Linked DNA regions of Homo sapiens: all the other regions are linked to region 1. A link is a loop called in an ENCODE intact Hi-C map of the cell type or tissue named here. Cell type or tissue: natural killer cell. All regions are shown on one strand. Links, peaks and the distances in the headings refer to the core of each region. The heading gives the core; the rest is flanking DNA. Region 1 holds the start of PI4K2A (phosphatidylinositol 4-kinase type 2 alpha). Region 2 has its middle 12 kb from the start of RRP12. Region 3 holds the start of FRAT1 (FRAT regulator of Wnt signaling pathway 1).

What was found. Hi-C counts contacts between places; a loop is a spot of excess contacts. Peaks named below come from ENCODE experiments on the same cell type or tissue, not always from the same donor. Only the 100,000 strongest peaks of a DNase experiment are listed, where the experiment ranks them.
Region 2: a loop joins it to region 1, with 3 times the contacts of the local background. A loop is called at or near these places in 9 of 110 quality-filtered maps.
Region 3: it touches region 1 in a loop (10-fold over the local background); 3 of 110 quality-filtered maps call a loop at or near these places.

The regions. Positions count from the first base shown.
Region 1 is chr10:97,636,136-97,646,403 of GRCh38, reverse strand. PI4K2A (phosphatidylinositol 4-kinase type 2 alpha) reads right to left here and starts at 5,733. Exons shown (of 9, transcript NM_018425.4): 1 at 5,227-5,733. The coding sequence starts at 5,661. RefSeq lists silencers at 5,414-5,643, 6,808-6,991. In natural killer cell, for the core only: no CTCF peak of the experiment used is centred there; DNase peaks (open chromatin) are centred at 4,883 and 5,853; H3K4me3 peaks cover 1,331 bases; H3K27ac peaks cover 1,164 bases.
Region 2 is chr10:97,407,963-97,418,230 of GRCh38, reverse strand. No RefSeq gene overlaps it. Among named protein-coding and RNA genes, the nearest start is that of RRP12, 12 kb to the right of the region's middle. In natural killer cell, for the core only: no CTCF peak of the experiment used is centred there; DNase peaks (open chromatin) are centred at 1,470, 3,250 and 4,120; H3K27ac peaks cover 2,873 bases.
Region 3 is chr10:97,314,258-97,324,525 of GRCh38, reverse strand. It overlaps FRAT1 (FRAT regulator of Wnt signaling pathway 1), which reads right to left and starts at 5,255. Exons shown (of 1, transcript NM_005479.4): 1 at 2,611-5,255. The coding sequence starts at 5,072. The coding sequence ends at 4,233. RefSeq lists enhancers at 3,871-4,030, 5,120-5,414, 5,152-5,941 and silencers at 4,371-4,470, 4,971-5,280. In natural killer cell, for the core only: no CTCF peak of the experiment used is centred there; DNase peaks (open chromatin) are centred at 3,315, 4,305, 4,755 and 5,295; H3K4me3 peaks cover 2,845 bases; H3K27ac peaks cover 2,041 bases.

The sequences.
Region 1 (10,268 bases), core at 1,408-9,407:
CTCTACTAAAAATACGAAAATTAGCCGGGCATGGTGGTGGGCGCACCTGTAATCCCAGCTACTTGGGAGGCTGAAGCAGGAGAATTGCTTGAACCCAGGAGGCAGAGGTTGCAGTGAGTCGAGATCATGCCTGATCTAGCCTGAGCGACAGAGTGAGGCTCCATCTCAAAAAAAAAAAAAAAAATTATTAAGGACTCCAAAAAGCATTTGTTAATGTGGGTAAAGGCTATATCTCATATCTTAGTATTCAATCTGTTTCAATATCACACATCATGTAGTCTCTGGAAATCTCCACTCTCCACTCCTAAGTAAATGAGAATGAAAAAGGCAAATAAAGTCTTAGAATTATGATGAAAATAATTTTGACCTGTGGACCCCAAAAAGGAACTCCCAGAGGTCAAGATCCCTGGGCCACACTCTAAGAACTGCTGTATTCTATGGTATAGGTTGGAGGAAAATAGTAGTCCTTGATTTAGCTATTTAGGTAGAGAAGCCTTATTTACAAGTTCATTCTTACAAAAGGAAGGGAAGGGCTTGTTGAAATATATAAAACCATCCAGGCACAGTGGCTCACACCTGTAATCCCAACACTGGGAGGCCAAGGCTGCAATGAGCCAAGGTTGTGCCACTGCACTCCAGCCTGGGCGACAGGGTGAGAAACTGTCTCAAAAATATATATATAATAAAATATAATAAAATTATTTTACTAAAACGTTAAGAGGCAGTCAAGTTTGTCATACATGTAGGTCTCGAGATTTTAAGCATCATCTACCAACTTTTTTTTTTTTTTTTTTTTGAGATAGAGTCTTGCTGTCTCGCCCAGGCTGGAGAGCAGTGGCACGATCTTGGCTCACTGCAAGCTCCGCCTCCCGGGTTCACGCCATTCTCCTACCTCAGCCTCCCGAGTAGCTGGGACTACAGGTGCCCGCCACCACGCCCGGCTAATTTTTTGTATTTCTAGTAGAGATGGGGTTTCACCATGTTAACCAGGATGGTCTCTATCTCCTGACCTTGTGATCCGCCCGCTTCAGCCTCCCAAAGTGCTGGGATTACAGGCGTGAACCACTGCGCCCCATCTACCAACTCTTATAGCCTTATTCGATACCATGTACCCCAAGAACCCTAATTAAGCAGTTAGTAGGAATGTTTTTAAAAATCTGATTGAGCTGCCCCAACTAAGTGCCAGGAACTACGTCAGGGCTTTCATGTGTGATATGTCATTTAATCCTCTTAACCTAGTGAGTCACATGCTGTCCTATGATTCTTGGCAATGTGAAAATCTAGTATTACTCCACGCAAAAGAGAAAAAGCTCAAAAAACCCTTTTGCAGTTGAGTGAGCATGAGACCTGAAGCACAAGGAGGTAAGTGAGGGGGGTATGTGTATACTCTCCCCATGACTTCTAGCATTTTCCATCTGTTCTTGGACCCCACTGAGACAGAAACCATCCAAAATTGAGAAATGGGACCAGGGCTGTTATCTTCAAGAATCTTTCAGACTGTCTAAGATCCAAAAGTGGCTGTCGCAGAAAGTGCTGGTTCTCCCAATCTCTGTTCCCCCTTGTTCCCTAGACACAAGACCCATGATTTTTACCTGGGCGAAAAAAGAAAAAAGACTATAGTTCCCAGCCACTACTACAGCTAAGTTTTAGACAATGGAATGTAAGTAGAAGAGTCTCCTACAACTTCTACGAAGTGCCTTAAAGGATGGGGGCATATTCACCCTCTCCCTTTCCTTCTTCCAAATGGCTGAAAAGCAGACAAGATGTTTGCAGCTTGAGCGGCCATCTTGGACCATGTAGTAGAAGCCATATCCTAAAGATGGCTGATCAGCTGGCAGGAAGAACCCTATGTCTCCAATAAAGTGAAATGTCATGCCAGCCCTGAGCATGCCTGAGCAGCTAGCCTATAGACTTCTTTTACATGAGGTGTAAATGAACCTTTTTTCAAGTCATCATTATTTTAAAATATCTGTCACATATAGTCAAATTCAATACTAACCAATATAGTAGCTGAGAAGAGAATTTAGAAATTCTTTTCTTTTGTTTTGTTTTTGAGACGGAGTCTCACTCTGTCGCCCAGGCTGGAGTGCAGTGGTACGATCTCGGCTCACTGCAACCTCCACCTCCCAGGCTCAAGCAATTCTCCTGCTTCAGCCTCCCGAGTAGCTGGGATTACAAGTGCCTGCCACAGTGCTCGGCTAATTTTTGTATTTTTAGTAGAGATGGGGTTTCACCATGTTGACCAGGCTGGTCTCGAACTCCTGACCTCCAGTGATGCGCCTGCCTCGGCCTCCCAAAGTGCTGAGAGTACAGGCGTGAGCCACCGCACCTGTCCAGAATATGGAAATTCTGATGACTGACTCTGAGGGAGCAAAGGATAGTGGTGAGAACATGAACTCCACAGCCAACCCGCCTTGGCCCAATCCTGCCTCTACCACTTACTAGGTGTGAGACCTTGGAAAAATTTGTTATACCATGGGCTTGTGTTGTCACCTGCGGGGATAATAACAGTACCTACCTCCAAGGGTGGTTATAAAGATTAAGTGAGTTATTATTTGTAAAGCACTTAAAGGAATATAGTAAATGCTATGTAAGTATTTGTTTAATAAAGTAAATACATTTGGAGGAGAGCCAAAGATGACAATTCCAACTACAGTAAGTCTGTGGGCCAGTCTAACCCACCGCAAGCATTTAGAAAGTGCCCTTTGTTCTAAATCACATTTTCTTCACTGGAAGCAGTATGAGTACGTCAAAAAGTTTTGTCAGGGCATCTGTGTTTGGACTTCCCCTATGAGAAAGGATAGTGGCCAGGAAATTTTAGAGACTGGAATCCCTAAATCACCAAGTAACATACCTATGGTCTGTCCTTCTCTGTGGCCTATGTACTGAGATGGTAGTACTTTACCTGCCAGGTAGAATTAAGAGATCGTATTACTTCCATCTGTCAAAGCACCAGCTCACTTCTCAGCTGACCTAACCCACTTCCAATGCAGCTCTAACAGTGTCATGAAAGAAAAACAAAAATATTCCTCCTTCTCCTGTACCTATCAAAGATAATCTTAGCCCCTTCTTACATTTGCCAACAAACTAAAAATACCCTCTGCCCACAAAAAAAGGACAGGCATGGTGGGTCACACCTGTAATCCCAGCACTTTGGGAGGCTGAGGCAAGAGGATGACTGCTTGAAGCCAGGAGTCTGAGACCAACCAGGGCAACATGGCGAGACTCTTGTCTCCATGAAAAATAATTTTTAGCCGGGTGTGGTGGTGCGTGCCTGTAGTCCCAGCTACTCGGAAGCTGAGTGGGAGGACCTTGAGCCCTGGATGTCAAGGCTGCAGTGAGCAGTGAGACTGCACCACTGCACTCCAGCCTGGGTGTCAGAGTGAGACCTTCTCTGAAAGAAAGAAAGACGAGAAAGAGAGAATGAATGAAAGAAAGAAAGAAAAAGAAAGAAAGAGAAAGAAAGAAAGGAAAGAAAGGAAGGAAGGAAGGAAGGAAGGAAGGAAGGAAGGAAGGAAGAAAGAAAGAAAGAAAGAAAAAGAAAGAAAGAAAGGAAGGAAGGAAGGAAGGAAGGAAGGAAGGAAGGAAGGAAGGAAGAAAGAGAAAGCAAGCAAGCCTCTGGCTGACATTTAAACCTCAGGGCACTCACATTTCTTTGCTTCTAGAAATGATGGTTCCCACTTGAGCTTGCAAGCTCTTTTATTTAAGAAACTTGGAGGCCGGGCGCGGTGGCACGCCTGTAATCCCAGCGCTTTGGGAGGCCGAGGTGGGCAGATCACAAGGTCAAGAGATCGAGACCATCCTGGCCAACATGGTCTCTACTAAAAATACAAAAATTAGCTGGGTGTGGTGGTGCACGCCTGTAGTCCCAGCCACTCAGGAGGCTGAGGCAGGATAATTGCTTGAACCTGGGAGGCGGAGGCTGCAGTGAGCTGAGATCGCGCCACTGCACTCCAGCCTGGCGACAGAGCAAGACTCTGTCTCAAAAAAAAAAGAAAAAAAAAAAGAAAAAGAAACTTCGAAAGACTTATTACTCGCAAAGCTTTCCCCAACTCAGTTTATGTAAACTGAGAAACTGAGTTCATGGCAGAATTGTTCTCTAATTCTTGATTAATTCAGGGACGACTCAAACTCTGAGTGAATAACTAGATCATTCAATGAGCCGAACCAAGAGCTACAAGTAACAGCCCGTCCTGGCCACTCAGGACTCCTATTAAAACAGCACCCTGGCCATCTAAAGAGTTCACACAGGAGAGATGTCAGGGAAAATCTGAGGAAACTTTGACACCCATAATTTAAATAACAATACATCTTTCCAATGACCCATTGCAGCACACCTGAAAATTTCCCTGAAACTTCCCTGAAAACAGGGAAGACTTGGTATTTCTTAAATTCTGCAGTTCTCAAAAGGATAAAGGTCACTTCTCAGATACCCTGGTCACTCCATGCCCCATCCTATAACCATCCCCCTTTATATACAGGCAGGGGACAAAATAAAGGTCGGCAAACGCTCTGCCTTAGTTGAAAAGCAGGCTGTTGATAGCCCTGGGAGAGAAATGAAAGAAAAAGTAGCTGATGGCCCCATGTTTCTAAAACTCCAAGTTCTATCTAAACTTTGGAGTCGTCAAAAAGTATTTGAACCCTTTCCCAGAAGTGAGCAATACCCAGGGCAGATGAAACTGGTGAGTCCGCCCATTCTTTCTTCAACGTCTGTTAATAAGAGCTGGGACGGTGGCAGGGGACATCCCCCACAACATAGAAGGCTGGAACTGAATTCTCAGATCCCCTGATAGGTCACCCATCCTCCTCCGTGAACAGCGACACACTGGTTCGGTCGGTCCAAAAAGAGAGAACAGGCCTAAAGCCCCAAATCTGCAAGTCGGCGGCCGAATAGCTGTCCCAGTAGTGTGAAGCTAAGTACCCTACTAGAAAGCAGTCTCTGTCCAGCGGCGGATTGCCCCACCACACCGCTGAGCCCCCGGCCCGTATCTGGTCAATTTCCTCTTTTCATTTTCCGCTCACTCCTCCCCCACCAAGTAGGTTCTGATTTATTTCTCCATTCCGCAGAGCGTCCCCAGCTCCAGTCCTCAGTGGCATCCCTAAATCCTGCCAGGGGCTGGTACTGTGAAGTTTCTCCCTTTTCCCTCTGGCTGTGCGAAGCCCCCAACTCCCCAGGAGCGCCGCCGGCCCTCAGCCCGCGGCGGCGGTCCCCACCCCCGCACTCACCCCCTGAGGGTCCTTGACGAAGTAGCTTCCGCTGGAGCCCTGGTAGATGCGCTCGGGAAAGATGCAGCGCTCGATGGCCAGCTCGGCCTGCCGCACCACCGCCTCGAACTCAGGATCCTCCGGGAACTCGTTCCGCTCGCGGTGGGCCTGAGCGGCGTGGGCTGCCGCCGCGGCCTGAGCGGCCAGAGCCTGGGCCTGCGCCGCCACGGTTTGGGTCTGGCCCTGGGCCGCCGCGCCCCGGGCCCGATCCAACAGTGGCTGCCGCTCGCGGTCGTGGCCCGGCGAGCCCGGCGGAGAGGGGCCCGAGCCGGCCGCCGCCGCCACTCGGACCGCGCCCCCGGGCACCTGCGGAAAGTGAGCGCCCGAGCCCGACGGGAAGGTGTAGTCCGGGGGTTGGGCCCGCTCGGGGGACACTAGTGGGCTCGTCTCGTCCATCCCTCAGACAGCCGGCTCCGGGACCCGGCGCGCTCCACACCACTGCGCTCGCGGCCGCGACCAATCCGTGACATCCCCCAGGCCCCGGCCGGCCAACCAGGTCGCGACGCCTCCTTGGCCCCGCCTCTAACCTGCCCTGTTTACTTGGCTACGAATAGGCACGGCCCCTCGCGCGCGAACAGTAGCCAATCAGAACCTGCTCCTACGCAATCGCTGCCTCCGCATTTTTCTCCCCGTCACCTTCTGTGAAGACTGCGCATGCTCCAGGACCCAACCTTGGGTCAGGCACGCCCCCTGCCCCTACTATACCAGCGCCACGCTTAGCTTCCAATTGGCTTACTGGACTTGGGCGCTTTCAAAACAGCAACTATCCTGTCAGTCACTCATTGAGTGCCTACTCTGAACCGGCTGTGAGATTGGAGGAATCTCATCTATGTATCCTCATTCATTCAGTCAGGCACTCATTCATTTATTGAGCACGTACTATGTTCTAAGTGCTAGGGAGACAGCAGTGAAGCAAAGAAACAAAGCTGCTGCTCTACCTCGATGAAACGTTTTTTTTGGGGCGGGGGGTTTGTTTTTTGGGTTTGTTTTTTTTTTTTTTTTGAGACAGAGTGATCAGTCTCCAAAAAAAAAACGACAGAGGTCAAGTGATCTGCCCACCTCGACCTCCCAAAGTGCTGGGATTACAGGTGTGAGCCACTGCGCTTGGCCTGGAAGTAGGTTTTTAAAGGAAAAGAGGCAGTTCCTAACTTGTTTACCAAGAATTTACATTAAAATAACAAGTTATAGATTGGCTATACATTGTACTTTGTATCCCAAATTCGTATCTCAGTTGACCTAACATACTTCCAATGTAGATGTAACAATGTCAGGTTACACTTCAAGTTCGCAGGAACTTGAAGGTAATGGGTGAAGTAGCCAGTCAGGATAAAATGTCTTAACAATTGCCTCCAGGTTTTCCTAGGAAGCCCTGAAGATTTCTTTTTAAAATATTATTATTATTTTTTTAGAGTTAGGTTATCTCTATGTTGCCTGGGCTGGTCTTGAACTCCTGGCCTCAGGCGATCCTCCTCCCTCAGTCTCCCAGAGTGCTGGGGGATTACAGGTGTGAACCACCCACAGTGCAGCCAAAAAATAAAAAATTTTTAAAAGAAAAAAACCCGCCAGGCACAGTGGCTCACGCCTGTAATCCCAGCACTTTGGGAGGCTGAGGCAGGCGGATCACCTGAGGTCGGGAGTTCAAGACCAGCCTGACCAACATGAAGAAACCCTGTCTCTACTAAAAATACAAAATTAGCCGGGCATGGTGGCACATGCCTATAATCTCAGCTACTCGGGAAGCTGAGGCAGGAGAATCGCTTGAACCCAGGAGGCAGAGGTTGCAGTGAGAAACTCTGTCAAGAAAGAAAGAAAAAGAGAGAAAGAGAAAGAAAGAAAGGGAGAGGGAGAGGGGCAGGAAGAAATAAAGAAAAGAAAGGGAAGGAAAGAAAGGAAAGAAAGAAAGAAAGAAACCATTGCCCCAGAGTGTGGGTGTGGAAGGCATGACTGAAGTCCCATACTCATGTCTTTGAGCCAATAGACTGTGCATACATCACACAGAGCTCAGACTGCTCTAAGCTATCTTTCCTTCTCAACCTTATAGGAATTCAAGGCCAGCCTGGGCAACATAGCAAGACTCCATCTATTTTTTAAAAATTAATTTTTTTAAGGAGTTCCTAGGAAAACCCAGGGGCAATTGTTAAGACATTTTATTCCTGACTCGCTGCCTCACCCATTATCTTCAAGTTCCTGTGAAGATACAAACTTGTGATACAAAGAATAATACATAGCCAATTAATATCTTACACTGTGCCTGGCCCAGCTGCTCAATGCTTATTTGTTAATTGAAGAAAAATATGGTCCCATGAGCCTAAGAAGTTCTTACCACGAGGTAAGAGTCCATTGCTTTTACTCACACTGTTAAATCTCAGTGTCTAGACACAGTAGGTGCTCAGTACATTATTATTCATGAGAAAGGGAAGGAAGATAGAGTCCCTGCCCTCAAGCTGAAGGCATGTGGCTTTCTGAGGCAGTAGGAGAAAAAAAAGCAAAATGAGCTCAAAACTCCGTAACAGTTCACCAATTAACTGAGGCAGGCTGCAGGCTCAGCAAAGGCTTTATTTTTTTTCTAATTTTTTTTTTCAACCAGAATGCTCAAGGATCAAGCAAAGGCTTTAAGTGGGTCATGTGCTATGAGCTGAGTCTTAAAGAAAGAGTAATTAGATTGCTGGAAAAAAAGGAGACAGGAAAAAAATGTTACACCAAGCAGGAGTTACCTGAGTAAAAGAGGAAGGCTAGGGCATATAGGGAACAGAGAGCAACCTTCTTGATTCGAGGGGAAGCAGAGTTAAACTGGGTTACCAAGGGCCTGGAAAGTAGAACAGAACGAGACCAGCCTGGGCAACATGGTGAAACCCCGTCTCTACTAAAAATACAAAAATTAGCCGGGCTTGGTGGCACATGCCTGTAATCCCAGCTACTTGGGAGGCTGAGGCAGGAGAATTGCTTGAACCTGGGAGAAGGAGGTTGCAGTGAGCAGAGATTGTGCCACTGCACTCCAGCCTGGAACAACAAGAGCGAAACTCCATCTGAAAAAATAATAATAATAATAAATTCATGGAATACTGTTTCAGTTAAAATTTATACAAACAAGCCAGGTACGATGGCTCACGCCTATAATCCTAGCACTCTGGGAGGCTGAGGCGGGTGGATCACCTGAGGTCAGGAGTTCAAGACCAGCCTGGCCAACATGGCGAAACCCTGTCTCTACTAAAAATACAAAAAAAAAAAAAAAATTAGCTGGGCTTGGTGGCACACGCCTATGATCCCAGCTATTTGGGAGGCTGAGGTGTGAGAATCGCTTGAACCTGGGAGGTGGAGGTTGCAGTGAGCTGAGATCGTACCCCTGCACTCCAGCCTAGGCGACAGAACAAGAATCCGTCTCAAAAAAAAATGTATGCAAACACTACCTTCAAAAGTGTAGAATGTACATCCAGGCTTGGTGGCTCACACCTGTAATCCTAGGGGAGACCAAGGCGGGTGGATCACAAGGTCAGGAGTTTGAGACCAGCCTGTCCAACATGGTGAAACCTCGTCTCTACTACAAAAAATTAGCCAGGCATGGTGGCAGGCGCCTGTAATCCCAGGTACTACGGAGGCTGGGGCAGGCGAGTCGCTTGAACCTGGGAGGTGGAGGTTGCAGTGAGCTGAGATCGTGCCATTGCACTCCAGCCTAGGCAACAGGGCCAGACTCCGTTTCAAAAAAAAAGTGTAAAATGTAATGGTTGGAAGCATGGGCTTGGAAATCAGAGACATTTGAGTTTGAATCCAGTCTCCATGATGATCAGTTGTTTTAGACAAGTTATATAACCTCTCTAAGCCTCAGTTCCTTAATCTATAAAATGGGAATAATCATCCCCATGATTACTGAATCAAGAATCAATATAATGTTATGTAAAGCACTTAGCATATGAAGCATGACTCTCTAATAGGAAAAATAAAAATAAAGCACTTAGCATAGTGTTTTGTACATAAAGAGCACTCAACATATGGTAGCTTTTTGAAAAAAAATCACTGCTGATGTTACTGTTGATGTTGTTTTTGTTTTTATGCTTAAAGTCACCAGCAGACTAGAGGTATGGGCTTTCACGAATCATGGCCAGTCACATAGTCACCAATATTTCATAATCATTCTTTCTTGAATCAAATTATTGCCACTGCTAACTAGAAATACCAAATTGAAAGCACTATTGTTTAATTATATGTATGGGAATGTCTTAAACATTTTTGGCCAGACAAACCATTCTAAACAAAAGTCGTACAGAAGGTTAAATTGCCCCTTTCAGTTATAATACATGCACTTCCTTTTCCTATCTAGACCTCAATAATCAACTGATGCCTGGCTCTTGTGGCCCAGGGTCTGTAGCCACATAGATAATCTTTTGGTATCATTCATCTCATTTAGCCCATAAGCTTCAAATTATGGTAAAGGAAAGGTCCCAGATTTAGAGTTCTCCCTGGAATTCTGAGTTTTTTCTCCACAGAAACCCCTCAGAGTCTTTTATTTTATCTAAAAAAATTTTTTGGCCAGGCACAGTGGCTCACGCCTGTAATCCCAGCACTTTGGGAGGCCGAAGCGGGTGGATCACGAGGTCAGGAGTTCGAGACCAGCCTGGTCAAGATGGTGAAACCCTGTCTCTACTAAAAATACAAAAATTAGCCGGCTCTGTCACTCAGGCTGGAGTGCAGTTGTGCAATCTCAGCTCACCGCAACCTCCGCCTCCCGGGTTCAAGCGATTCTCCTGCCTCAGCCTCCTGAGTAGCTGGGACTACAGGCGCGGGCCACCACATCCGGCTAATTTTTGTATTTTTCAGTAGAGACGGGGTTTCACCATGTTGGCCAGGATGGTCTCGATCTGTTGACCTCATGATCCGCCCACCTCGGCCTCCCAAAGTGCTGGGATTACAGGCATGAGCCACCACACCCGGCCTAGACATTGTTTTAAATGCATTACATGGATTAACTCATGGAACCAGCTTTATAGTATCCTGTGATGTTGGAAACC
Region 2 (10,268 bases), core at 1,025-9,024, 230 kb after region 1:
ACCCTGTCTCTAAAAAAATTTAAAAAAAAAAGCTGGCAGAAACTTAGTTATTTGGGATTGATTTGCATCAAGTTTAGTGAATTGTTGGGAGATTAGCAGTGTGTTAGTCCAGTGTGGGGAAAAGAAAGAGAGATCAGATTGTTGCTGTGTCTGTGTAGAAAGAAGTAGACATAGGAGACTCCATTTTGTTTTGTACTAAGAAAAATTCTTCTGCCTTGAGATGCTGTTAATCTGTAACCTTACCCCCAACCCCGTGCTCTCTGAAACATGTGCTGTGTCAACTCAGGGTTAAATGGATTAAGGGCTGTGCAAGATGTGCTTTGTTAAACAGATGCTTGAAGGCAGCATGCTCGTTAAGAGTCACCACCACTCCCTAATCTCAAGTACCCAGGGACAGGCCAGGCACGGTGGCTCACGCCTGTAATCCCAGCACTTTGGGAGGCCAAGGCAGGCAGATCACGAGGTCAGGAGATCAAGACCATCCTGGCAAACACGGTGAAACCCCGTCTCTACTAAAAATACAAAAAATTAGCCGGGCGAGGTGGCGCACGCCTGTAGTCCCAGCTACTCGGGAGGCTGAGGCAGGAGAATGGCGTGAACCTGGGAGGCGGAGCTTGCAGTGAGCAGAGATCACGTCATTGCACTCCAGCCTGGGCGACAGAGCAAAACTCCCTCTCAAAAAAAAAAAAAAAAAATGAATCAAGTACCCAGGGACACAAACACTGCGGAAGGCTGCAGGGACCTCTGCCTAGGAAAGCCAGGTATTGTCCAAGGTTTCTCCCCATGTGATAGTCTGAAATATGGCCTCGTGGGAAGGGAAAGACCTGACCGTCCCCCAGCCCGACACCCGTAAAGGGTCTGTGCTGAGGAGGATTAGTGTAAGAAGAAGGAACGCCTCTTTGCAGTTGAGACAAGAGGAAGGCATCTGTCTCCTTCCCGTCCCTGGGCAATGGAATGTCTCGGTATAAAACCTGATTGTATGTTCCATCTACTTAGGGGGAAACCGCCTTAGGGCTGGAGATGGGACATGCGGGCAGCAATACTGCTCTTTAAGGCATTGAGATGTTTATGTGTATGCATATCTAAACCACAGCACTTAATTCTTTACCTTGTCTATGATGCAGAGACCTTTGTTCAGGTGTTTGTCTGCTGACCTCTCCACAATTATCCTATGACCCTGCCACGTCCCCCTCTCCGAGAAACACCCAAGAATGATCAATAAATACTAAGGGAACTCAGAGGCCGGCGGGATCCTCCATATGCTGAACGCTGGTCCCCTGGGCCCCCTTATTTCTTTCTCTATACTTTGTCTCTGTGTCTCTTTCTTTTCCAAGTCCACCTAACGAGAAACACCCACAGGTGTGAAGAGGCAACCCACCCCTTCAGTCCAGGATCTCCTAGAAGCAGTTGCCAAGACAGGATGTGCAGGAAATATATTAGAAGTGTCTGTGACAGGAAATGGGGCTGGGAGCACAGGTGTGATGCTGCGTAAGGGAAGGAGGAAGGAAGGTTTGGTGGGTGGCAGCGTCGTCTTAGATTGCAAATGCAATTCTGGGGAAAATTCAGCAAGCCTGTTGGGGGCTACTCCAGCCGAAGTTACCCTTCTTCAGAGGGGTCCTCAGGCTCCCAGGACCAGCCTGCCTTCACATCCTTGATACAGGGATGCTAAGTCATGACTGGATGCAGCCCATGGGCAGCACAGCATCTGAATGCTAGGAGGGGCCCTCAGCCAATCAGCTCTCTTCCCTGGGTATGGTGGCTTATGCCTGTAATCTTAGCACTTTGGGAGGCTGAGGCAGGTGGATCACTTGAGTCCAGGAGTTCAAGACCAGTCTGGGCAACACAGTGAGACCCTGTTTCTAAAAAAAAAAAAAAAAGAAAAGAAAAAGATAGGCCAGGCGCGGTAGCTCACGCCTGTAATCCCAGCACTTTGGGAGGCCGAGGTGAGCGGATCACAAGGTCAGGAGATCGAGTCCATCCTGGCTAACATGGTGAAACCCTTTCTCTACTAAAAATACAAAAATTAGCCAGGTGTGGTGGCGGGCGCCTGTAGTCCCAGCTACTTGGGAGGCTGAGGCAGGAGAATGGCGTGAACCTGGGAGGCGGAGCTTGCAGTGAGCCGAGATCACGCCACTGCACTCCAGCCTGGGCGAGAGTGCGAGACTCCATCTCAAAAAAGAAAAAAAAAGAAAAAGAAAAGAAAACATTATGCTGAGCCAAAGAAGCCAGTTACAAAAGACTGCATGGTTTATGATTTTACTTATATGAAATGTCCAGAATAGGCAAATCTATAGAGACAGAAAGTAGATTAGTGATTGCCAGGGGCTGGCAGGGTTGGGGGTGATAAATACAGGGTGTGGGGTTTCTTTTTGAGGTGCCAAAAAATGTTTTAAAGTTGACTGTGGTGATGTTGCACACATCTGTGAAGATACCAAAAACCACTGAATTGTACACTTTATTTTTTATTTTATTTTATTGAGACAGAGTCTCACTCTGTCACCCAGGCTGGAGTACGGTGTCACGATCTCAGCTCACTGCAACCTCCACCTCCTGGGTTCAAGTGATTCTCCTGCCTCAGCCTCCCGAGTAGCTGGGATTACAAATTTGTGCCACCATGCCTAGCTAATTTTTGTATTTTTAGTAGAGACAGGGTTTCACCATGTTGGCCAGGCTGGTCTTGAACTCCTGACCTTAGTTGATCCACCCACCTCGGCCTCTCAAAGTACTGGGATTATAGGCATGAGCCACCGCACCTGACCAAAAGTTTTAAACAATTATTTTAAAAAACAAACCCACCCGAGCCTACCTACCAGAAGCCTTTGCTCAATGGGAGTGAAGTGGGCGGGTAGCTCTGGTGGATCTAAGTGGCCACTGAGCTGCAGAAAAGCATCCGTCTGCTTTTACCCTAGTCCTGACAGAGCTCAGAACCTCCCATGGCAGCTCCAGGGATGGTTCTTAGGGTTGTGGTTGGGCAAACACATGTGGTTCCCACTAAGCCCAAGGAGAGACATAAAGGAGAGACCAAGGAGAGGCTTCTGTGGAGAAGGCAGGGGCAAAAGCTGGCTGTAAGGTCTGGCCAGCTGCACCACACTGCCCACCAGCACCTCATCTTCTCCTTTACGGAAGAAGTGACTGGGAGTCCGGGATCCTAGGTCTCATTTCTGATTTTTTTTTTTTTTTTTTGAGATAAGGTCTCACTGTGTCTTGTGGGTGGGAGTGCAGTGGTGTGATCATGACTCACCGCAGCCTGAGCTCAAACTCTTGAGCTCAATCCTCCCATCTCAGTCTCCCAAGTAGCTGAGACTACAAACATGTGCCATCACACCCCGCTAATTTTTTTTTTTTTAGACAGTCTTGCTCTGTAACACCCAGGCTAGAGTGCAGTGGCACGATCTCGGCTCACTGCAACCTCTGCCTCCCGGGTTGAAAGGATTCTCCTTTCTCAGCCTCCCGAGTAGTTGGGATTATAGGCACCCGCCATCATGCTCAGCTAATTTTTTGTATTTTTAGTAGAGACAGGGTTTCACCATGTTGGTCAGGCTGCTCTCGAACTCCTGACCTCAGATGATCCACCAGCCTCGGCCTCCCAAAGTGCTTGGATTACAGGCGTGAGCCACCGCGCCCGGGCTTTTTTATTTTTTTAAGAAATGGGGTCTCACTATGTTGGCCAGGCTGGTCTGAAGCTCCTAGGTTCAGGGGATCCTCCTGCTTTGACCTCCCAAAGTGCTGGGATCACAGGTGTGAGCCACTGCACCCAGCCCTAGGTCCCATTTCTGATTAGGTATGTTCCTTACAATGCAACTAACTTCCCTGATTCCCTGTGTTGGAAACACCTCAGCCACAGGATCTTGGAGAGGTGACAAACTGGACCTTTGAATACCTGGGCCAGGCAAGTATTCTGACCCTAGCCAGCCTGTGAACTTCCCTCCCCAGAGCCAACATGGTCCTTTATAAAAGAAAACAACCTCTGAGAGTGAATGTTTTGAGCTACAGTCACTTGAGGGGGAAAAAAAAGCTCATACCCACAGGAAAGACTGTTCTGCTGCCATGGCAACAAGTCACCACCATAACCAGTTTTAAGCCACTTAAAGACAATTCCTCTCCCTTCAGCTGAACAATTTTCCTCAGTGACCAGACATCTGACACCAGCCAATCGGTAACAGCCACACTGGTTGGCCAACCAATCCCTAAACACTACCTCCCTTGATATGTGCCCACCATTGATCTTCAACCTCCTAGCACCTTATATAAGATCAGTGCCCTGCTCCACTCACAGGGATTGCACCTAACAGGCCCAGCTCCACCTCCCTTAAGTAAGTACTGTAGTAAATGCAGCTTTTTGGTTCAGATGTTGAGAGATGGTCTTTTCTTTAGACACACTCGTATTCTGGAATCTTGCCTTCCTGGGAGCGATTGATTCTCACTTCCTCTGTGGTGTCATTGCCTCCATGCCTCTGAGCCTCGTATACCTGTACGCATCATATGCCTCTATGGTGTCACTGGGGAATGAGAAAAAGGCCAACTCCAGGCGTGGTGGCTCACGCCTGTAATCCCAGCACTTTAAGAGGCCGAGGTGGGCAGATCACCTGAGGTCAGGAGTTGGAGACCAGCCTGCCCAACATAGTGAAACCCTGTCTCTACTAAAATACTAAAATTAGCTGGGCGTGGGGGCGGGCACCTATAATCCCAGCTACTTGGGAGGCTGAGGCAGGAGAATTGCTTGAGCCTGGGAGGCAGAGGCTGCAGTGAGTTGAAACTGTGCTACTGCACTCCAGCCTGGGCTACAGAGCTAGACTCCGCCTAAAAAAAAATAAATAAATAAAATAAAATAAAATAAAATAAAAGGCCAACTCTTCTTCTCTACAAGGCACCAATGAAGACTGGATTTCAGACCCCTCATCTGGGAAACTAAGCAGTCCACATACTTCACAACTGTACACGGCAACCGTGCTCACCCCTCATAACCGCTAGCCTTCACGTGTCATTCTACCTCCCCGATACCTTCTCCAATCTGTCCTTCCCTCTTTGCCCCCGCTGCCACATTCTTAGTTTCAACCCTTATGGTTTCTTTCCTGTACTGATGCAGCAGTTTCCGACACATCAGTGACTCAGGTCTTGCCTGCATCTAGAGCAAACACATCGTGTTCTTACTTGCCCCTGTGCCTTTGTAGCTGCTGTGGCCTTGCTTGGCCTGAACAGCCACCCTCAGCTTCCTGGTCAACTCTAGCTCATGCTGTAGCACTCAGCTCCAACGTCACCTCACCTGAAAATTGGCCCTGACTCGCCTCTCAGACATGACTATAGTCTGCCAGGCTCTGGACTCCCATAGCTCCTGACCATACCTGGATGATGGCACTGATTGCCACAGGGATTGTTTACTGCCACCCCAACCAGCCTGTGAACTCTAGATGTGAGAGCTAGGCTGCTTTCATTGCTTGGTAACCAAATGGTTATAAAGAACAGGAATTGGGAGAGGAGTAAATTACAATTATAACTCCCCACTTAATGCTATTGGGAATCTTTCCCTAGCTTTGGTTTCCCCATTTTAAAATGTGGATAATAGGCCAGGTGCAGTGGCCCGTGACTGTAATCCCAGAACTTTGGGAGGCGAAGGCAGGAGGATCATGTGAGGCCAGGAGTTAGACACCAGACTGGATAACATAGTGAGACCCTGTCTCTAATTAAAAAAAGAAAAAAAGAAAAAATAATAATAGGCCAGGCGCGGTGGCTCACCCCTGTAATCCTAGCACTTTGGGAGACCGAGGCAGGCAGATTGCCTGAGGTCAGGAGTTTGAGACCAGTCTGGCCAACGTGGTGAAACCCGATCTCTACTAAAAATACAAAAAAATTAGCCAGATGTGGCGGCATGTGCCTGTGATCCCAGCTACTCAGGAGGCTGAGGCAGGGGAATTGCTTGAACCAGGGAGGTGGAGGTTGCAATGAGCCAAGATCATGCCACTGCACTCCAGCCTGGACGACAGAGCAAGACTCAGTCCCAAAAATAAATAAAAAATAATAATAATAAAATAAAATGTGCATAATAATAGCACCTACCCTATACAGTGGTTGCGAGGACTCAGTAGGATCACACATGTGAAGTGCCAGGTCTATAGAGGCTAATAAATGATAGTTCTTATTACCACAGAGAGCCCCTGACACAAAGGATACATCCATTAAATGCTATTTTCCTCTCCTCTTCTCTGCCACAATGCCCAATCTACTTGGCAGGATGGTATAGTGGTTGGATAAATGATGGACCAACATTTCTGTTATTTTCCTTGATTGCAACCTTCAAAAATTATTGTCCAGGCAAGATAGCTCACGCCTATAATCCCAACACTTTGGGAGGCTGAGGCAGGAGGATTGCTTGAGCCCAGAATATTGAGACCAGTCTGGGCAACATAAGGAGACCTTGTCTCTGCAAAAAATTTAAAAATTAGCTGGGCATGGTGGCATATGCCTGTAGTTCCAGCTACTTGGGAGGCTAAAGTGGGAGGATTGCTTGAGCTCAGGAGGTCAAGGCTGCAGTGAACCGTGATCGCATTCCAGCTTGCATGACTACTGCATTCCAGTCTGGTTGACAGACATAAAAGATATACCTTGGACAGCCCCTCTTAGACACCCTAAGAGCGTTATCTGAACCTCTCTTGTGCCCCTTGCTGAGCTCTGCATAAGTCATGTGTTCACTTGGCAAGCAGATGTATTGAGCCACACACTGTGGTAGGCTCTGATGGCGCCAGAGTAGACCAGACATGGTTCCTGTAATCAGGGGTTTCACAGTCAGATGGTCAGATGAGGGAGGCAGAGAAGCAAAATGCAATTCTATTAATTGAGCATCAGTGAACAATAAAGTTACCAGGGGCTTTAGAGAGCTCTGGGTACAACATCTTCAATGTACAAATAAGAAAACCGAAGAGTTTTGTGCTTGTCTTTTCACCATTCCCCCATAGGTTACTTTCTTTTTTTTTTTTTTTTTTTTTTTGAGACAGAGTATCTTGCTGTTGCCCAGGCTGGAGTGCAGTGGCGCGATCTTGGCTCACTGCAACCTCCACCTCCCAGGTTCAAGCAATTCTCATGCCTCAGCCTCCCAAGTAGCTGGGATTACAGGCGTGTGCCACCATGCCTGGCTAATTATCCCCTGTAGGCTTCTTTTTTTTTTTTCTTTTTTTGACGGAGTCTCGCTCTGTTGCCCAGGCTGGAGTGCAGTGGTGCCATCTCGGCACACTGCAAGCTCCGCCTCCCAGGTTCACTCCATTCTCCTGCCTCAGCCTCCCGACTAGCTGGGACTACAGGTGCCCGCCACCACGCCAGGCTAATTTTTTGTATTTTTAGTAGAGACAGAGTTTCACCATGTTAGTCAGGATGGTCTTGATCTCCTGACCTTGTGATCCACCCGCCTCAGCCTCCCAAAGTGCTGGGATTACAGGTGTGAGCCACCGCGCCCAGCCCTATCCCCTGTAGGTTTCTTAAGGCAGAGCAAGAGTCTTTTTCTTTTATTATTTATTTATTTTTTTTTTGAGACGGAGTTTTGCTCTGTTGCCCAGGCCGAAGTTCAGTGGCACAATCTCAGCTCATTACCATCTCCGCCTCCCAGGTTCAAATGATTCTCCTGCCTCAGCCTCCCGTGTAGCTGGGATTACAGGTGTGCGCCACCATGCCCAGCTAATTTTTGTATTTTTAGTAGATACAGGGTTTCACCATGTTGGCCAGGCTGGTCTTGAACTCCTGACCTCAGGTGATCCACCCGCCTCAGCCTCCCAAAGTGCTGGGATTACAGGCATGAGTCACCGCACCCGGCCAAGAGTCTTTTTAGATGGAGTTTCACTCTTGTTGCCCAGGCTGGAGTGCAATGGCGTGATCTCGACTCACTGCAACCTCAGCCTCCCGGGTTCAAGTGATTCTCCTGCCTCAGCCTCCCAAGTAGCTGGGACTACAGGCATATGCCACTATGCCTAGCTTATTTTGTATTTTTAGTGGAGATGGGGTTTCACCATGTTGGTCAGGCTGGTCAGGTGCCCGGCCCATAAGCTTCTTTAAATACTTTCATATGTGTGCTTAGCATAGTACCTTGCACATAATAGGTGATCAAGAAATAACTTTTGAGTATGTAACTGGGTTAAATTAATTAGAACCAGTCCTCCTAACACCCAGCTGAGATCCAGAGGCTGCTAGTTGCCTCCCCAATATCAATTCTTCCTTTCTCTCAATAGGCACAGGGGGTGAGCTGCAACTTACCCAACTAAAAGACTAAATTTCCCAGCCCCTTCTGCAGCTAAATTTGGCCAAATTACTAAATTCTAGTCAATCAAGTGGAACTGACTTAGCTGGAAGGTGCACCTTTTGGCTCTTCCTCCTTTCCTTCCTACACTAGGCCTCCACCTGGATCATGAGTGTGACAGCTGGAGCTCCTGCAGCCCATCTGTGGAGCACAAGGTGACAGTGAAAATGGAAGTCATACGTTATGGAGGTTGAAGCAGAAAAAGAGAGGGATCCCAGGATCCTGAAGATTCTGTGGAACTGCCATAGCAGCCTGGACTGCCCATTACCTCCTGATTTCCATTTCTTGAATGTGAGAGAATTAACCCTTGCCTGTTTAAGCCACTGTAGCAGTCTCTTATAGCAACTGAACACAATTCCTTACTGATATAGAGGCCCTGAGAAGAATGAAGAATTTGAAGTGGTAAATGGGGAACGGTTTAATTTTGGGGTAAGTGGAGAGAGAACAGTCCTCCCCATTGAGCAGAGTCCCCTGCCATGCCCAGATTCCAGTCTTCCTCAGCCTAGGAGGGGACATGCTTCCTCTCCAGCACACCAGGCTCTTTCCCCAAGAGTTATTCTAGAAAGCAAGCTCTTTTTGGCTTTTGGATTTTTTTTTTTTTTTTTTTTTTTTTTTTGAGACAAGGTCTCACTCTGTCACCCAGGCTGGAGTGCAGTGGCACAATCATGGCTCACTGCGGACTTGACCTCCTGCACCTCAGCCTCCCGAGTAGCTGCGACTGTAGGCGTACATCACCATGCCTGGCTATTTTTGTGTTTTTTGTAGAGTTGGGGTTTCTCCATGATGCACAGGCTGGTCTTGAACTTCTGGGCTCAAGCGATCCTCCCACTTTGGCCTCCCAAAGTGTTGGGATTACAGGCGTGAGCCACCACACCCAGCATCAAATGGAATTGTAATGCCCCAGGAGCTGAGGGACACTTGACCCCTGCAGCAGTGCTGTGCCAGGCACTGGGCTAAGGATTTCACATGCATTATCTCATTTTAGCCTCATAACAGCAGCCCCATTTTCAGATGAGAAGACTGTGGCTCACAGAGCTCAGCCGCCTGCCCCGGCTCACGCAGCTGGGATGTGGCTCCAAACCCAGGCTTCCTAAGTCCAAAGCCTGGGCTTCAACACAGCTCCAGCAGTTAGGAAAACCGTCCGGAGCAGCTGCAACAACAACGGGTTGGTCAAAATGCCCTGACCTTGAGCTCTAGGTTAAACACCCAGACCTCTGCTTCCTCTTTGTTTGAGGCAAGAGGCTAAGCCTCAATTTCCCTTTCTTCCTGCCCAGTGTCATAACAGATTACAACTTGCTGACCTAAAACTGGTTTTACTGCTCCGCATGGCCACAGAACTTTGGGTGTGGCAGCTCTGTTACCTCCACAGGAGCCTTGCAGACAGTTTTAAGAGCAGTGCAGGCCGGCACGATGGCTCACGCCTATAATCTCAGCACTTTGGGAGGCCAAGGCAGGCAGATCACCTGAGGTCGGGAGTTCGAGACCAGCCTGACTAACATGGAGAAACTCTGTCTCTACTAAAAATACAAAATTGGCCGGGCTTGGTGGCACATGCCTGTAATCCCAACTACTCAGGAAGCCTGAGGCAGGAGAATCGCTTGAACCCGGGAGGTGGAGGTTGCAGTGAGCCGAGATTGCACCATCGTACTCCAGCCTGGGCAACAAGAGCGAAACTCCGTCTCAAAACAGAAAAAAACAAAAAAAACAAGGGCAGTGCTATGGGGGGAGGGGGTTCATCCTGGGCTAAGCGTTGGATCTCCTGGCTTCTGCTCACTGTGTGACCTTGGGGGTGTCACTGAACCCCTTAGAACTATGTTTCCCCATCTGTGAAATGAGGACACCTGCTCTGTCCTCCTCACTTAGAGAATTAATGAAAAAGTATTTTGGAACTGAGGAAGAGTTTTTTTAGATGATAATAATAGCTCACATTTATTGCATGCTCACTGTGTACCAGGCAGCGTGCTCAGCACTTAAAATTCATTATCTTATT
Region 3 (10,268 bases), core at 1,256-9,255, 320 kb after region 1:
GTAATCCCAGCACTTTGGGAGGCCGAGGCGGGCGGATCAGGAGGTCAGGAGATCGAGACCATCCTGGCTAACGCGGTGAAACCCCATCTCTACTAAAAATACAAAAAATTAGCCGGGCATGGTGGCGGGCACCTGTAGTCCCAGCTATTCCAGAGGCTGAGGCAGGAGAATGGTGTGACCCCAGGAGGTGGAGGTTGCAGTAAGCCGAGATCATGCCACTGCACTCCAGCCTGGGTGACAGAGCGAGACTTCGTCTAAAAAAAAAGAAAAAACTTGGCAGGATTTGAAAAAAAAAAAAAAAAAAAAAACAGGCCGGATGCGGTGGCTCACGCCTAAAATCCCAGCACTTTGGGAGGCCGAGGCAGGCGGATCACCTGAGGTTAGGAGTTCCAGACCAGCCTGGGTAACATGGGGAAACTCCGCCTCTACAAATATACAAAAATTAGCTGGGCGTGATGGCGGGTGCCTGTAGTCCCAGCTACTCAGGAGACTGAGGCGGGAGAATCACTTGAACCCAGGAGGTGGAGCTTGCAGTGGGCCGAGATCACGCCATTGCACTCCAGCCTGGGTGACAGAGCAAGACTCTGTCTCAAAAATAAATAAGTAAATAAGATAAAAAATAAAAACACAGATGAACGGTTACTGGATTATAATGTGTTTAGAGTGCTAACTTGCTTTATGTAGAGAGGCTTTAGTTTTTCCCAATTTTCCTTTTTTAGGAGTGGGTTGTTCTGCATGGGCCCTAAGGTTGAGTCTGAACTTAACCAGTCATTCTTATTACAAGAAGCTATGCACAGTCGGTGCAGTGACATCAAATCATAGCCTATTTCAGGATGGAAAGCCCTGGATTGCTCATAACCCCTTGACCTTGGATAAATCGTACATCAACTAAGAATGGGAACTGGGGACTTCAGGGCTACTCCCATGCCAGGGGACATCAGCACCTGGCCACTTTCCCCTCATGCTCAGCGCCCAGAGGTGGTGCCCACTACACTATTGGGGGCTCCTTTTCCTCAGTTTGTATTAGAGCCTCCATAGTTACCCTTCCCATGCTGGAGAACACTGGACTGAGGCCCCCACAGCCCTTTCTGGGCATGTTGTGGGAAATGGCAGGCTTGGTGTGTTCTGAAGGTACTCCTCAGAGACCATCAGCGTCTGTGTGTGAATTTGAGAAAATGGGGCATTGAACCAAAAAGGAAGTTAGAAAATCAGGACTCGAAGTCATAGAACACTCCAGAAAGCAGATTTGGGATCATGGCATGCTCTTGTTTTGTGGGAAAATGAGGACACCTGGGACACCGCCACCTGGGAAGGAAGGGGTAGGGACTAGATACTGTTCATCTGCAGCATGTGCCAGTCACCATATGCCTTTTATTAATTTATTTTTTTGAGGCAGGGTCTTGCTCTGCCACCCAGGTGGGAGTGCAGTAGCTCAATCATGGCTTACGACAGCCTCAAACTCCTAGGCTCAAGCAATCCTCTTGCCTCATTTATTTATTTATTTTATTTTATCTTATTTGAGACAGAGTCTCGCTCTGTCGCCCAGGCTGGAGTGCAGTGGCGCGATCTCAGCTCACTGCAACCTCTGCCTCCCAGGTTCAAGCGATTCTCCTGCCTCAGCCTCCTGAGTACCTGGGATTATGGGCATGCACCACCATGCCCAGTTAATTTTTGTATTTTTAGTAGAGATGGGGTTTCACCATGTTGGTCAGGCTGGTCTTGAACTCCTGACCTCGTGATCAGCCCTTCTTGGCCTCCCAAAGTGCTGGGATTGCAGGCATGAGCCACTGTGCCCGGCCATTTATCTATTTATTTTTGGAGAGGTGAGGTCTCACTATGTTGCCCTGGCTGGTCTTGAACTTCTGGGCTCCAGCAATCCTCCACTTTAGCCTCCCAAAGTGCTACTAGGATTACAGGTGTAAACTACTGGGCCTGGCCCACCTTTTATTTCATTATCCCTGTTGTACGGATGAGGAAACTGAAGCCACAGAGGTAGAGCAACTTGTCCAAGGTTCCCTTCCCACTTCAGAAGTGGGCTTAAACTCTGGGTACTCTTTCCTCAGAGGGAGGAAATTAGCTCCTTCCATGAGGGAACAGACTGAAGTAAGTCAGAACCATAAGGATAGACATGGCCTGTTATGTCACTGCTTAGGGACAGAATGGTATAAATGTGCCAGGGGCAAAGACAGGAGTCTTTTGTAAGTTTCCACCCAGCTTTCCTACCACCAGGCTCACATTGTGAGCAGTCTCCTAATCAAGAGCTGCCCCAGCCTTAAGGCCCACCTTGTGGAACAAGTGCACTTAATGGCCACGGTGAGAAAGAAGAAAAAAAGAAAAAGAAAAAAAAAAAGATAAGCCTCCCAGTTTGCAGTGACTGGCTGATCTGATGTCCTTTGCTAATAGAGGCAGCTTTATAACACATCTCCATCACTGACTAGTAATCCAAAAGGCTCTGAGGTTTTAACGAATGGGATTGGTCCAAAACCTGACCTCACTTTCATTTAATTTCATGCCAGCTCCAATACACACCCAGCTGCGGAGACCTTGTCTAGCTAGTGAGCTGCTCAGACACAAAGGCGCTCTAATTACCATCCACAAGCCAGGCTGACAGAGATTTCAAGTGTTTTCATGTTTATGGAGATCAGAGAAATGTGTTCTGTACATCTTTTTCACTGATGGCAAGTATAAAATAAAACCAAACAAAAAACCCAACACATTTATTCAAAGCAGGCATTTCAGTTAAGTTAAAATCCTATAATCAGGATAGCCACAATTCCAGACACTCCGGTGCGAAGTGTAGATATGTCAGTAGCCACATCTGGATGATGAACAAGCCATTGACTATAAAAACGAGAACAACAGCACAGTCTCAGCGCCTTTAGAGTGAGTGAACAGTATGTTCCAAGCACTTCACCATGGTTCACAATGGCAAAGCCTGCAGCTTCTCCATTTGGAGGGTCACATTTTCTACTCGGTTTCCTGCACTTACAAAGGCCAGCTGGCATGGCTGGGGGAGGGGCAGAGGGAGGAAATCAACTCGTCTATCCAGGGAATTGCAGCTGTTATTGCAAATGGCCCCGGAGAGCCCATTATAAGCTGCTGTGCTAGGCTGTGTGTCCCTGGAGTGTCCATCACATGGCGTCTCCCTAGCCCCCAACCCAGGCCCCCAGGATCCCAGAGCCACCCGCTTGAGTAGGACTGCAGAGCCGAGTAGGAGAGGAGGAACCCAGGGCCCGGTCTCGGGAGTTTCCGTGAAAGCCCGGAGCGCGGCCAGGGGCGGTGGTCGCCTACCGAAGCACAGCCGCCCAGCACGTCCGCGCTTTCCCACACCCGCGGTGGCGGCGACGCGCGTGTCCTCAGGAGACTCCAGCACTTGCAAAACACTGCGCTCTTCTCCGAGCACCGGCAGAACCTGGCTACTCTGTCCCGCAACCCAGTGCGTGCCCAGGAAACAGTGACCTTGAACCGAGGAGAGGCGGGCCGGCTCTGAAAATACACTTTAGACAGGGCGTGGGGTTCACTCCGCGCCTCTCTACCCTTCCACCACCATTCAATACTCCCCGCCCCCACCTCCTTTCCCCACCCGTGTCGTACAGCCTTCCCCCACCACTCTGAGAAGAGAGACAGTTGCAAAGAGAGCGCAGGGGTTAACTCCTATTCAACCCCCAAAGGGTCCCTTCATGGCACCGCATGTTTGGTATTAAGCAGCACCTCCAAAGACACAAGATGGTTTTTTTAAGTCTGGCAGATTGGGCTGCACCCTGAAATTATCTACTCATGTTCTCCTCCCCCAAAGTGGATCAGGAGCCAGCCCTGAAAAGGTAAAGCAAGTAACTGGCATCATCCTCCGTGGTTCCGGCGCACCGCGATCCGGAGAAGCGTGGATTGTGGCCACATGGTCGCGGGGCTGGAGGGCACTGAGAGGCTGCGAGGAAATGCAGGCTCCGCGGCCAGGTCGGGTCACGCCAAATAAGGAGTCCTACTGACTTGTACGTTTGAGGTGCGCTCTGTAAAATCTGCCTTAAATAGGGCCAAAGTCCTTCATTCCAAATATTTTGGCCCTCAACCCCAGTTACCCGCGAAACACTCGCGATTTTTCGGTTCCTCGTCATTAGCTTTTTACTCTCGCTTCCAAAAGCCAGAGTTCTCCACCAGCCTGAGTAGAACTGCAGCCCTCAAGGGAACCCCTTGCCCTCCAGTCTGAGGCTGGCGCTGTGGCCACCCCGGGCGTGTTAGCTGCCAGGCACAAGAACGCCGTCGCCAGTTCTGAGCTGCGCCCTCCCGGAGGCGCCAGGGTCACTGCAGGCCGCGCGAGGGCTGCGAGGCGAAGGGGGTTCATGCACCGGGGCCGACAGAGGTCCCAGGAGCGGGCGTTGGGGAAGCTTTGCACGTAACTGCAGCCGTCGCGAATGAAGCCTTCGCACGGCCTCCTTGATGAGGTTTCCAGAGAGCACTAGCTGCTGCAGAAGCCGGTGCGGGTCGTCGTCGCCTGTGCGGGTTTCTGGTTGGGACCCGCGTCGCTGCTGCAGGCGGCGGGAGGCGGCGGCGCCCCGGAGCCATCCTCGCCGGCACGGACCCGACAGCGGCTGCGGGATGCCCTGCTTGCCAGCTCCCGGAGGCCCATCAAGGTCGGCCTGAGGGGGCAGTGGGGACAGCGCGCTGGGGCCTGTGGCGAGCTCGGCCACGCAGTAGGGCGCAGCGCGGCCCCGCACGCGGCCGCGGTCCCCCAGGGCGCAGCGCAGGACCCCAGGGGGCGCCGGGCCCACAGTCTCCGCCAACGCGGGCGGCAGCAGCAGCGGCACCGCCGGGGACCTGGCCTTGTCCGCCGGCACCGCCGCAGCCAGGGGCCCCGGGGCCCGCAGCGGCGCCCCCGGGGGCCCGCACGGCGAGGCCGGGCTGTGCTGCGCCGCGTCCAGCTGCAGCGTCTCGCCGATCTGGGCCACCAGCCGGTCCACCTCGCCCGAGCTGCCCAGCGCCACTGACTGCTGCAGTAGGAGGAAGCTGTCCTCCTCCTCTTCCTCCCCCTCCGCCTCCTCGCCGGCTTCCTCTTCCTCCTCCCTCCGGCACGGCATGGCCCCCTGTCTGGGCACCCGGAGCTGTGCGGGCGTCGCTGGGGGCTCGGCTGCCGGCGGGCGCGGTGGGCCGCGGCGGAGCGGGCGCGGAGCTGAAGACTAAGTCTGGACCGGGGCCGGGGCGGACGCGGAAGCCGGAGCCCGCCAGGCACTCTAGCCGCGCGCCTGCAGCCGCGGGAGCCGGAATCCTGCCGGCTCGGGTTGATTTGTAAACAATGGGTGACGTCACGTCGGGCCCTACCACCGCGCCGGGGAGGGGGTGCTGTGCCGCTGGGGGACGGCGCTTCTGTGGGATTGGGGGTCTGGGTGAAGCCGGACTGCCTTCTGAGCTCCTTCGCTCAGGGTGCTGTCTGCAAGGGCGCCCTGGGGACCTGATCCTGGCTCCCGCAGTCGGGCGCGATTGGCATTTCCAGAAATGGGCACCAGCGTGAACCCTGTTGGTTTCTTCCACACACAAGCAAGCACGCACACTAACACACACCCACCCACCCACACACCCCTTCTCTCCGTGCGTCAACTCAACCGGTTTTTAGCGTTTGCGCTTTTGAGGTCCGGCATGCGGGCGTCTGGTGAGGATGGAAAGGAAAGGGAGTCAGGCTAGGGATTTGTACGGAGATTAGGGAAATGAAGCTGACGGGAATGGAAAGGAAGAAGGGGACCTTGTCGTTCGATGGAGGTGGCAGAGTTGGAAATGGCAAAGAAAGGCCACAGATTAATGTTTTTTGATCGAGATCCTGGGCGGATGGGGGCCTGGACTGGGGTTGGCATTGCTGGAGAGGAGGTTGCTAGTCTTTTTGTTTATTTGTTTGTTTGTTTTTTTGAGACGGAGTCTCGCTCTATCGCCCAGGCTGGAGTGCAGTGGCTCGATCTCCACTCACTACAACCTCCGCCTCCTGCGTTTAAGCAATTCTCCTGCCTCAGCCTTCCGAGTAGCTGGGATTACAGGCGCCCACCACCACGCCCGGCTAATTTTTGTATTTTTAGTAGAGACGGGGTTTCACCATGTTGGCCAGGCTGGTCTCGAACTCCTGACCTCAGGTGATCCACCCGCCTCAGCCTCCCAAAGTGCTGGGATTACAGGCGTGAGCCACTGCGCCCGGCCTAGGTTGCTACTCTTTTTGTTTTGTTTTGTTTTTTTGAGACAGAGTTTCGCTCTTGTTGCCCAGGCTGGAGTACAATGGCGCAATCTCCGCTCACCACAACTTCCGCCTCCTGGGTTCAAGCAGTTCTCCTGCCTCAGCCTCCCGAGTTGCTGGGATTACAGGCATGCGCCGCCATGCCCAGCCTAATTTTGTGTTTTTAGCAGAGATGGGGTTTCTCCATATTGGTCAGGCTGGTCTGGTACTCCCGACCTCAGGTGATCCACCTGCCTCGGCCTCCCAAAATCCTGGGATTACAAGCGTGAGCCACCACGCCTGGCTATAGGTTGTTAGTCTTAAGAGGGGCTATGTCCAGAAAGTTGTTTAAAAAAAAGCCTCAGACCAGTAGGGGGGATGGGCTCTGAGGAGGTACGTAGTAGCAGAGAAAAATACCTGTTTGGATGAAAATGGAGATACGCTTCCTTCCTTCCTTTCTTCCTTTTCTTTCTCTTTCTTTTCTTTCTTTGACAGAATTTCACTCTGTCACCCAGGCTGGAGTGCAGTGGTGTGATCTGGCTGATTGCAGCCTTGACTTCCCAGGATCAGGTGATCCTCCCACCTCAGCCTCCCGAGTAGCTGGGACAATAGGCACGCGCCACTACACCTGGCTAATTTTTGTATTTTTAGTGGATACAGGGTTTCGCCATGTTGGCCCGTCCGGTCTCAAACTCCTGGACTCAAGCAATCCCTCCTCCCGAAATGCTGGCGTTACAGACATGAGCCACCGCGCCCAGCCTGGAAGCAACTTTAAAATTCTGAGCATGATATAGAAAATAGGATACAAAGAAAGAAATGAGCCTGGAGATCCAGATAAATAGAAAACGAGGGTCTTGTTGGGCAGTTCCAACGATAATAATTATAGGAGCAAACCTTTAGGAAGGGATGAGTGCAGGAAAGAGGTAGGGAAGTTGGTTTAAAAAGAGTTGGGTTTGTTTTTGTCAAGTGTGGAGGAAAAAATGTAAAAACAGAGGAAGAGACAGTTTAAACAAAGCCATTGGATTTCTAATCTACGAAATCTGGATTTCTACAGGGTGTCATAAGGTTCATCACCTTGTTTTTGTGGATTCCTTAGGATTTTCTATATAGAAGATCGTGTCATCTACAAATAGAGATAGTTTTGCTTCTCTTCTTTTTCTTTTTTCTTTTCTTTTTTTCTTTTTTTTTTTTTTTGAGACAGGGTCTCATTCTGTGGCCCAGGCTGGAGTGCAGTGGCATGATCTCTGCTCACTGCAGCCTTGACTTCCCCAGGCTCAGTTGATCCTCCTATCTCAGCCTCCTGAGTAGCTGGGACTACAGGTGCAAGCCACCATGCCTGGCTAATTTTTGTATTTTTTGTAGACCCAGGGGGTCTCACCATGTTGCTCGGGCAGGTCTTGAACTCCTGAGCTCAAACGATCCGCCCACCCCAGCTTCCTAAAGTGCTAAGATTACAGGCATGAGCCACAGCACCTGGCCCTGTCTTATTCCTGATCTTAGATGAAAACATTCAGTCTTTCACAACATTAGGTAGGATGTTAGCTGTGGATTTTTCATAGATAGTATTTATCAGGTTAAGAATGTTCCCTTCTATTCCTGGTTTGTTGGGCATTTGTTGTTGTTGTTGTTGTTGTTGTTATTGTTGTTGTGATGGAGTCTTGCTCTGTTGTCCAGGCTGGAGTGCAGTGGCACAATCTTCGCTCACTGCAACCTCTGCCTCCCGGGTTCAAGCAGTTCTCCTGCCTCAGCCTGCTAAGTAGCTGACACTGCAGGCGTGCACCACCATGCCTGGCTAATTTTTGTATTTTTAGTAGAGATGGGGTTTCACCATGTTGGCCAGGCTGGTCTTGAACTCCTGACTTCAGGTGATCCGCCTGCCTCGACCTCCCAAAGTGCTGGGATTTACAGGCATGAGCCACCAGACCCGGCCTACTTAAAATTTTCAAATGAAAATAATTAGTAGCAGTTTACAATTTGTGCATTTTTATCTTTGGCTCACAACTTATAAGCCTCATATATTGTTGTGGGCATGAAAAATGGTACAACCACCTTGGAAAAAGGCCTGACAGTTTCTTATAAAATGAAACATACACCTGTCCTGGAACACAGTTTCAATCCTGGATACTTAGCTAAGAGAAATAAACACATGGGCCCACATCAAGGCCTACAGGGAGGTGATCATAGCATATTTTTTTTTCTTTTTAATTGAGACAGGGTCTCCCTCTTTTGCCCAGGCTGGAGTGCAGTGGCACGATGTTGGCTCACATCAAAGGAGTTTTATTCATAAAAGCCAAAAGTGAAATGGCCCAAGTGTTCATCAACAGGTGAATGGACAAACAACCTATTGTACATTCACACAGGATGATGACAGAAAACAGTTCAGCAACAGAAAGGACTGAATATTGCTGCATGCAGTAACATGAATGAAGCTTAAAAACAGTATGCTAAGTGAAAGAAGCCAGATAAAAACGGATATATGTCATATGTTTCTGTTTATATGAAGTTCTAGAACAGGGAAAGTAACTTACGGTGGGGAAAACATCAGAAGACTGGTTGCCTTTGGAAAAGGTAGAGCAGGGGCAGGACTGACACTGTGACACTGAACAGACAGAGGGAACTTGCAGGAGGGTGGACATGTTCTAAATCTTGATATCTTGATTTGGGTTTCATAGGTTTAGGCATGTGTTAAAACTCATTGAGTGGGCTGGGCGCGGTGGCTCACGCCTGTAATCCCAACGCTTTGAGAGGCTGAGGTGGGCAGATCAGCTGAGGTCAGGAGTTTGAGACCAGTCTGGTCAACATGGTGAAACCCCGTCTCTACTAAAAATACAACAAGTAGCAGGGCATGGTGGCTCATGCCTGTAGTCCCAGCTACTCAGGAGATTGAGGCAGGAGAATTGCTTGAGCCCGAGAGGCAGAGGTTGCAGTAAGCCAAGATTGTGCCACTGCACTCCAGCCTGGGCAGTAGAGTGAGACCCTGTCTCAAAAAAACAAAAAACAAAAACAAAACAAAACAAAACAAAAAAACAAAGAGAAAAAAATTGTAGATTTTACATGAAGAGAATAAATTGTAAAGAAAGCTTGAATTATAGTAATAGACATGCTGATGAGTTTGGAGTGAGGTGTACTGATGTTTGCAATTTATTCCAAAGTACAGTAAAATGTGAGAAGGATTAATATAGATGGATTAGAAGGATAGTTAGACAGGTAGATATGTGATAAAACATGTATAGTAATATGTTAATGTTACCATATGACCCATCCATTCTACTTTTAGCTATATACCAGAGAAAATTGAAAACATATGTTCACATAAAAACGTGTACACAAATGTTGATAGCAGCATTATTCATGATAGTCAAAAAGTGCAAACAACTCAGATGTTCATCAGCTGATAAATGGATGAATCAAATGTCGTATACTCATACGATGGAGTATTATTCACCATAAAAAGGAATGAAGTACTGATACATGCTACAAAAGGAATGAATGTTGAAAACATTATGCTGAGTGAACAAATCAGACAGGAAAGGCAACATATTGTGTAATTCTATTTATATGAAACGTCCAGAATAGACAAATCCATAGAAACAGAAGGTAGATTAGTGGTTGCCAGGGGATGGGAGAAGGGGGGAATTAGGACTAACAGCTAATGGGTAAGAGTTTTCTTTTTGGGGTTATAAAAATGTTTTGAAATTAGTGGTGATGTTTGTACAACATAATGAATATACAGTACTAAAAACTATTGAAGTGTACACTTTAAAATGTTGAATTTTATGTTATGTGAAATATATCTCAATTTTTAAAATACTAGGATCTAGGTGTTGGGTAACAGGGTATTCTTTCAATTTTGTTGGCTGTTTGAAAAATTTTACAATAAAGTGTTAGAAACAATAAGCCATAGAAAAGGGGAAATTGGCTGGGTGCAGTGGCTCAGGCCTGTAATCCCAGCACTTTGGTAGGCCGAGGTGGGTGGATCATGAGGTCAAGAGATCGAGACCATCCTGGCTAACATGGTGAAATCCCATCTCTACTAAAAATACAAAAATTAACTGGGTGTGGTGGCGCACACCTGTAGTCC